2 separate regions of the Homo sapiens genome follow, and region 1 is linked to region 2. A link is a contact called in ENCODE Hi-C or POLR2A ChIA-PET data. All regions are on one chromosome and are shown on one strand. Each heading gives the region's core, a stretch centred on a gene start or an enhancer-like site at or near the end of the contact. The rest is flanking DNA. Distances are from core to core; before and after follow the strand shown.

Evidence for each region. Hi-C counts contacts between places; a loop is a spot of excess contacts on that map. ChIA-PET counts read pairs that join two places held with the same protein, here RNA polymerase II (POLR2A). Pooled maps may share reads with other maps.
Region 1: a pooled map shows a loop between it and region 2 (3-fold over the local background). The contact joins two enhancer-like sites. A Hi-C loop is called at or near these places in 1 of 37 single-sample maps with no recorded cell type and 2 of 50 pooled maps. POLR2A ChIA-PET finds 5 or more read pairs at or near these places in 1 of 52 experiments (A673).

Annotation. Positions count from the first base shown.
Region 1 is chr18:49,965,895-49,970,453 of GRCh38, forward strand. The region is part of intron 10 of MYO5B (myosin VB); the gene reads right to left. LOC124904299 (a long non-coding RNA gene) reads right to left here. Exons shown (of 2, transcript XR_007066365.1): 2 at 3,827-4,085. Among named protein-coding and RNA genes, the nearest start is that of SNHG22, 150 kb to the left of the region's middle. Within about 2 kb of position 1,495, at least 2 of the 41 ENCODE cell types and tissues checked have a DNase peak (open chromatin) inside an H3K27ac peak, as active enhancers do.
Region 2 is chr18:48,783,138-48,787,295 of GRCh38, forward strand. All of the region lies in intron 9 of CTIF (cap binding complex dependent translation initiation factor), which reads left to right. Among named protein-coding and RNA genes, the nearest start is that of CTIF-AS1, 57 kb to the right of the region's middle. RefSeq lists an enhancer at 2,166-2,365. Within about 2 kb of position 2,159, at least 11 of the 41 ENCODE cell types and tissues checked have a DNase peak (open chromatin) inside an H3K27ac peak, as active enhancers do.

The DNA of each region.
Region 1 (4,559 bases), core at 245-2,744, 1.2 Mb after region 2:
GCGATGGACACAGGCTCCATTCAGCCCACTCCATGTCTCTACCCTTTCCATTCTTCAGTACAACTAAATTTTCTCAGTGTCATACATACAAAGTGTCATGCAAGCCCTTCCAAATAGAGCATAGTCCCTCAGTACCACCCCAGAGAGAAATGTTGCAGCTGGCCCTGATGGGGGCTGAGGATGGTGGTGGTGGAGAGATAGCACCTGTGCAGAGGGAACACCACAGATAGAGGCATCAGATACCCAAAGGGGCCGGGCCGGTGCCCAGAATACATCAGGCTTCTCCCACCCTGGTGCTCACCTCCCCCATCAGGAGGAGTAGGAAATCATTTAGAGATTAAATGAGTCAACTGCTTGGAGACAAACCACATTAAAGCACAGCCTTTGGCCATGCCCACGTGTGAGAAATAATTCTAGGTTGAAAAAACAAGATCAAAGATGTAAAGTGTATGCTGGGATGAAGGAGGCCACCCCTGTGCACTCCAGACCAAGCAGGAGAAGCACTGTGTCTGCCAGTCACTGCCTTGAATTGGGGCCCTTCCAGCCCAGATGATAGTCTTAAAGACTGAGCTATGTCCCTTAGAACCTTACTGCCTTCCCCGATCCTCCACCCTGAGAGAAGCTGCTGATGGCAGCCAAGCCCCAGAGGAAATTGAATTAATAAAACCTAGGTGGGAGATAAAAGAGCCACCCCAGCAATTGGCCAGATAATAGCAATTGGGTGTGCTGGCAGAGCTGTGCTAAGCTCCACAGAGGATTTAAATATCTCAGACTTGTCATTTTCTAAAGGTTTACACTGGTAGCACTCCACAAAGAACATTCTCATTAATTTGAGATGGACTGAAATTAGCTTGTAATTTTCCTATTTCTAAGATATTATCTGGTAACAATTCCTGTGCCATCTAGCATAATTACTTAAATGCCGGAGGCCCAGAAATGAATGAGGGGCTCGGGCAGCTTGGGGAAACATCTAAAATGACAGACCTCAGAAAGCCACAGTTGGGGAGATTGGGTAACTTTTCCTTTACAATGGAATTATATTTATAGTAATTCCTCCCATCAACAGAGAAGACTTTTTAAAATAAACACAATGAATCAATTTATAGTTCACAACATTAAAGTGTCACAAAGAAATTTATATGCTAAAGAGAACTGAATTTCTCTTGTAAAATCAGTGTTGAAAATATTTAAACCAGAATCCTTGGGCCGGAGGAAGGTCAAAACATAGAGTAAGAATCGATGCTGAAATGTGGCATCTGGTCTCTCGATGGCACAATGATCACACTGTTTCCATTTCTATTTTCATAGTCGAAAAGTATACAATTTCCTTCTCATTCTACCTTAACTTCAGAGTGTAGTAAGGGACACAGATGCCTCTACAAATAAGGTAGTGTCCGTTGGAAAGTGAAACTGCAATAAAAAGTCAATTAGTCACTAAGTTAATGATCAACCTCCTTGAATCTCTCACTCCATGACCTGGAGAGAGAACAGAGAGGCAGTGAGATGCTTTGAAGATTGGGAAACTCTACGTTCCCCTGGCACAGGTCAAAGGAACTAAAATCTCCTAGCTCAGCCTGGTCTTTCCAATTTATAAAGCTCACTCTCCAGCATTCTGCCTTTGGTAGACTGAAAAGATGGACTACAGATTAGATACAGACGATAGCTTCCAGGGAATGATTATTAGAAGTCACACAGAAAATATAACATGGAGAAATTCTCCCTGGAGAAGCCTTTAAAAGCAGGGCCATCATGCATTGAGGTCAGAGAAATGATCCAGACATCCTTTCAAGGTCCCTTTCCATCTTGAAGCCTATAAAATCTCACAAGGCCACCCTGGGTCTGTCAGAGAGGCCAACCCTTCTGATCTCTTTACTGAACAACCTCGGGATGCTGGCTGTACCTTGGAATGGTGGGGCCTGCATTCCGCTCAGGTGCTTCTCTGTGCCTAGATGCCCCCACCCAGGACTAGTTTTTTTAGACAGAACACAATCCCAGGCACTGTTCACACCCCAAGGCGAAGGTCAGTTATTCTTCTTGAGGACCTAAATCCACTCAGTTTGCCAAATGCTCCAATTCCCAGCTCGTCTTCAGGCCTGAAACTCCAATGCAGGACAGGAAAACATCCACTGTATGGCGATCCTCTCCCAACCTAACAGCCAACTGTCCCAAACTATGAAGGCTGTAAAGATGAGCAAGTCACAGTCCCTGCCCAGAAGAGCTACTGGGCAGATGACAGGAAACTAGTACATGAGAGCCTCCCCAAGGAATAGAAATTGTATGTGTTGTAGGCTTTTAAAAGACAATGAGGCCATAGTGTTCCCAAACCAAACTGAGGGTCGGGCTGCTTATTCTCGTGGCCCAATAACAAGATGCAGATGAGCTGGGGAGGAAAAGAGTTTTTACTTTCTGCAACCAGTTACAGGGAGAAGGCCTGGAAATTATCGCCAGCCCAACTCAAAATTACAAAGTTTTTCAGAGCTTATATACCTTCTAAGCTGTATGTCTACATGTAAGTGTGCATTCATCCAAAGACATAAGTGATTAACTTCTAATCTATAACTAAGATCTGAGTCTTGAAGACTTTCCTCTGGAGCCTCAGTAAATTTACTTAATCTAAATGGGTCCGGGTGCTGGGGTGATTACCCTTATCTTGTCTCCTGCTAAATCACGGAGGTTTGGGGAGTTCCTTCAGGCCCCCCAATAAACTTGTTTCTAGAGGCCTGGGGAGTTTCTTCAGACCCACAATAAAACTTGTTTAATCTTAAACGGGTCCTGTTAAGAATTCATTCCTTATTTTGTCATGCTTTAAGGCCCAGGAAGGGCCTAGGCAAGACTCTTGGTGGGCTCTTGTTACATTCCAGCCTTTGTATGAGGGCACTGACTTTTTTAGCTTTTAATATTTAACTTAACCACTCACTCAGTACTGAAACAGTTGCTATAGAGGCCTGCGTTAGTGAGACCTGGACTGCCACATAGTGTGGGAGTACTGGCATGGACAGAGAGAACATGGAACTTCATCTGAGCCTTGGAAGCACACAGTGGTGTCAGGCTCCAGGCACACTCCAAAGGGCCACCTCAGAACAATTCGGGAAGGTGGAGCCTGGCTTTAGAGCCCTCTTGAGCTATGAGGCTTTCCTAGGAGGCTGGGAGACTCCAGGGTGAAGCCAACAGCTTCCGATGATCTGCAAGGTTTGAGAACACTGTGGCTAGCCATGCATGTCCTCCCTGAAGAAGGCATGTCCAGGGATCTTCTGGGCTGTCCAGGGCTGAGACACTGTCACAGGCTGAAGGGTTAATGCAATTCCTGATTTCTCCCCCTCCATTTTCTGTGAAACCTTTCGATACTGGCTAGAGAAGAGATGGGTAGCCTCCAAATAATTATTGCAGCTTTGAGGTTATTTATGTTTATTTTGGAGAGCGAGACCAAGAAAACTAAAGCAAAAGAATATTTTTTCCCCACCAAACAAAGGTGAACAGTGGGTCTAAGAAGTTTACTTAAAATATATCATTGTAGTCAACCTACAGAACGTGAGGAAATATTTGCAAATCATATTTCTGATAAAAGATTAATAACCAGAATATGTAACAACTTGTAAATGAATATGTAAAACACATTCCGCCTGCTCCCACACTGTGGCGTGTACTTTCATTTTCAATAAATCCCTTCATTCCTTCCTTGCTTTGTGCGTTTTGTCCAATTCTTTGTTCAAGACGCCAAGAACCTGGACACCCTCCACCGTTAACAACACAGTGCTGGGATTATAGGCATGAGCCACCGCGCCCGGCCTTAAAGGCATTTTTAAACATACCATTAAAGAGCACCGAATAGAGTTGGATGCTAATTTATTATTAGGAAGTACCACAAGAAAGTAACAGAGGACTGATGAGGATATAAAATCCCAGGAAATCCTATGTCCTGCTTCCTGGGGTCAAAACTTCCCCACCTTCTACCCCATTCTCTCCCCAGCTGTTCCTCAGCAGAACACATGAATCTGTTACAGCCTGTGTTGCTCCCAGGCCAACTGTCCTCCGCAAGAATGGGCTGGCCATAGCCAAAGCCCTCTGCTACCTTGGCATCTTGAAGGCTGAAATCAAAGACAAGTAAATGTGTATTTTTCCCAAATTGAAGCCGTTTATTTCTTGTTGCCTCAAAGAGAGGATAGGAACAAAGGATTAGAGACTCAAGGGGAGGAGAGGTATAAAGGATTACAGACTGCAATTAATCAGGCCTAGAGAGGCAAATGCAGGTTAATGCAACCTGGAAAGGGAATCCCAGCCAAAAGCTGCCAGGATCTCCCCTATTAATTTCCATACCCTGCCTGGTCAAAAATACCCTGAAGGCGACTTCACAGATCCTTGGTTAAGGTGAAGAGCTCAGCTTGGGGTGACTAAATTGTTCTGAGTACTGCTTGCTTTGCACTTTTTGTGGAGCTGGGACAGAGGAGCAAGATGTAGGGAAGCTTCCACCAGACACTGGGGGTCTGGAACCATTCAGAAAAGCCTTGGGGAAGGGCCTCTGAGCAGAGCACTCACCACAGTCATGGTGGAAGCAGCTGTGG
Region 2 (4,158 bases), core at 909-3,408:
ACTGGGATCCAGGCCTGTTAGACACAGGGTCCCATGTAGGCCACCACAGGTCTGGACCACCTGGGAGGCCTAGCTGGGGGGCTCCCAGGGGCCAGTCCACCAACCACAGCTGGTCTACATTGCACCAGCACGGCTTATGTATGGAATGACTTGAAAAGTCGTCGACTGCCCTTTCTGGGAAGGACTGGCTACTACTCTGAGATTGCATCCTTCCTACCATATTGGCATTAAGTTGTCCTTTCTTTTATGATATGACGGATGAAGCTTTAAAAAAAAAAATGCTTAGCAAAATAAAATGTGGGCAACCCTCAAATTTTACCAGTCCAATAAATCTTGGAGCTCAGGACTCTGGTTCCAGAACAGCACGGTTCACCTGGATACCCAGCTCTCCTGGCACTGAGGAGCCCGGGGATAAGAGGAACTGTTGAGTGTGTGGGGTACAGCCTGGGGAGGCCTCCGACCCTGGGGCTGCATGCCTCACCCTGACAGTAACTTGCAGCTTGAACTGCCAGTTCATCTTTACACCTGGGATTTCCACCCCACCCCACCTCCTCTATCCTCTCGGCTGGAGACACTTCCTCCCACGTGGCTGGGAATTCAGTGTTTTGCTGTCTGCCGCAGGCTGCCACCATCCCGTAGGCCGGGGGAAACCTGCGGAGGCTGCCTCCAGGCAAGCGCTGCCTGCCGACCACCGCCCTCTGACCCCAGTCCACCGAGCCCCAGAGGCACCCAGTCAGCACTCACTCCCTCCAGCCTTACGTAGCGTCCACACGTATGCTGTTACCCACACGGGCCACCAAACCTCCAGTCCCCTGCCCTATCTCACACACATCTTTACATTGCTCCATGTGCACTCTAGTGGGGATGGCCTTTTCCACACCAAGATTCATTCATTTATCAGCTGAGCATGTGCTGTGTTCCAGGCAGCGAGATGGTGGAAAAATGGAAAAGGAGGTCCCCTCTCCTGCCATTGGGCATCTCCTAATCTGGTGGGGAATGCAGACAGTACCCAGTAACTCCAGACCAGCATGCTAGGTGCTGTCATCGCGGCACACCCAGACGGCCCCGAGCATCGAGAGGAGAGAGAACTCACATGAGGGTGTCTCACAGAGAGAGGAACACAGGCCTGAGTCCCAGCACCTGGGCTGGGGGTGCCAAACAAAGAAACGTGCAGAAGGGCATTGTCTAGGCGAATACAGGAGCATGAGCAGAGGCAAGAAGCAGACAAGAATCATGTACAGCAAAAGAAGGGGTTGTTCCCGAGTATAGTGTGCACTGGGGGCTGAGGTGGGAGGAGAGAGTGTGGGCCAGAACCAGCTTGGGAGGGGCACTGTTTGCCCTACCTGGTCGGAGGGACCATACCCTTTGGTCTCTGGGGCACCACCAAAGGTTTGTAAGGATGGAGGTGATGTCTCCTGGTTGGCATCTTTGGCTCTCTCTCTGCAGCAGGATGGAGGAGGGCAGGATAAGGACCCTGGGAGGAGCAAAGCACCCCACTGGGGGTGTCCTATTGGAGCCTCCTGGGAGAGCCAGGAGAGGTGTGGGCAGCCTCAACTCTGTGGCAGTGGGGCCTAAGGGTCAGGGGATGATCCATGAGTGGTCAGCAAAAAGAGAGAGACAGAGAGAGAGGTGGGGGGACTACCTGTAGAGCAGTTAACATGCATCAGCACCACAAGCAGGAGGACCGCTGGGCAGAGAAACATGTATGCACATTCATGCACGTGTACATGTGAATAACTCCTCTCACACATGCTGGAGGAAACCCTCGCTGTCATCCACACTCCCAGGAATGGCCACATTAGACATCTTCCCCCTAGTTCCTGAGAAGCAAACCCGGGAGAGCCCAGCCCTCAGCCTTGCTGCATGCGTGAGCATGGAGTTTTGCACTCTGGCCAGTTTTGCCTCTAGTTCTTTGTTTCTGGAAAAAACAGGCACTAGGGTGAATTTCTTTTCTCTTTTCCTACCATCCCATCTTCCTTCTTCCTTCTCTTTTGTCCTTCCTTCCTTCTTTCTTTCCTTCCTTCCTTCCTCTCTCTTTTCCCTCCTTCCTTCCCTCTCTTTCTTTCATGAAGAAAAGCTCACAGAAAGGCAGAAGGAACCACAGTCTATTGACGTTTCTGACTCTTAGAGGCTCCAAACCGAAACTCAGCTGTGGTTGCTCTAAGTGGCTACAAAATTAGAAAAATAATTTGCAGAAATGAAACCTGACTTGGGATGCCGTTTCACAAAATAGGCTAGATGGCCTTGATGTGTCATGAGGCTCCCACCACTGCGGCCTGCACTGCTGGAGGAACTCCTCACATCTCAGGCTGGGGAGCATTTCCACCCCTGCAGTCAGGCATCCTACAGAAACCTGCCCCCTGCCTACCTGAAGACAGTTCACAGTTTCCTCTGAAATGGGCGGAAGAGCTGGACCCAGCCACAAGACCATCAAGGAAAGCAAAAGGCTTTCAAAAGTGAGACTCCCCAGAGACCAAACCCAGGGGAAGGGATCTGGGGATTCTTAACAGACTCCCTGGGAGTCCAAACCAGGCTGTGAGCTTGGCTTTGCCATGAACTAGCTCTGACCTCCGTGCCTTTGGTAAACAGTATCAACAGCTGCCATTTACCAAATTTCTATGGGGTACCTTGCTTGGCTGCACCTGGGGAGATTTGGAAAATGCCAATGCCCAGGCTATGCCCCAAGCAAATTGTGTCACCATCTTATGGGTAGGACCCCCGCATCAACATTGTTTAAAGCTTCCCGAGTGAGCCCAACATGCAGCCACAGCTGAGAACCACTGCCCCCACCCATTTGGCTGGAGACTTACGTAGGTTCATCCTCACAGCAACCCCGCCAGGGTTTATGAATAAGGAAGCTGAGGCTAGGAGAGTTTGAATCACTCATCCGAGATCCTTGAGGTTCTCCCTCATCCCAAAGCCCATCATTCTTCCTCCTTTGCAGGGCTGGATATACCTGTACAGACCCCGCACAGCATCAGTGAGTGATCCAACCAGCCAGCTGAAGGAGCTCAGAGAGCACTGCAGGGAGACAGGGGAGGTGCCGGCGGAGCAGTCTGCCTGTTCCTGGCGTTTGGGAGGGGGTGCAAGCCTCAGGCCTGTTTTTCAGCCTCCCTCCCAAGTCACGATTGGTCCCTAGTCCTGGGGATCCAGGCTGTCTGGGTCAGTTTGAACCTGAGCCTCACTCAGCAGATGCTCTTAGTGTCTAAGCCCAGCGGTGGGCACTGTCAAGAGCCTGGACTCAGGAGCCGCATTCCTGCCTAGGTTCAAATCCCAGCTCCACTACTTATAAGCTGTGTGCCTTTGCAAAGTGAGTGATCTTTCTGTATGTCAGTTTCTTCATCTGCATGATGGGGTGACGTTAGAGTTGTTAGGAGTACTAAATGAGACAGTGCATATCAGGATTGAAAGCAGTTCCTGGAACATAGAAAACAAGAAAATCCCAGGCACTCTAAGGATTACGACTGTGAACGTGCAGTTCATTGCTGAGCAGAAACTCGATGGAACATGGGCCTGAATCAGTCAAGGTGATAAGTTTAAGTCAATGTTTGCCCTTTGGCCTTGCCTGTTCTTAGCTAGATCAGAACCCCTGGGGTATGGAGTCCACACCTGGAACTTCGAAGGGAAAGGAGGAACCTGTTTTCCCTCTTTGGCCTCACCCCAGCCCAGGGGTCCTTCCTCCTCTCCCACCATGGTCATTACCACCCTTCCCCCCACCCACCCCCAGTCAAATACTGACTCTGGAAGCACCTTCTGCATGGGGCAGGGGGTGGCCCGGATGACCTCTGGAGCTCCTCACCCCACCATGGCAGTAAATCTCCCTTCCCCTACCCCACCACTCAGCCTGTGCCCTGCTGGAGCCCACAGCCCATCCATATGGTTCATCAGCAGCCTGGGAGGGGCCCTGTGGCTGGGAGTTTGTTTGAAGCCTCCAGACCATTGAGGCAGGGGCGGAGCTGTGGTCAGGACAACAGCAGTGCCTTTCACTGGCTCTCTGGGAGCAGCTGTGTGGGGGGCACCGGCCCAGAAGGATGACCGACATCCACCCGCAGTCCTTACTATTTGCGAGGGATAGGGCAAAGGAGGGGCCCAGCCCAGGATGGCTGTGACCACATTGGTTCACATGTTAAGTATGAAAGGAAAAGAAAGAAGGGAAGG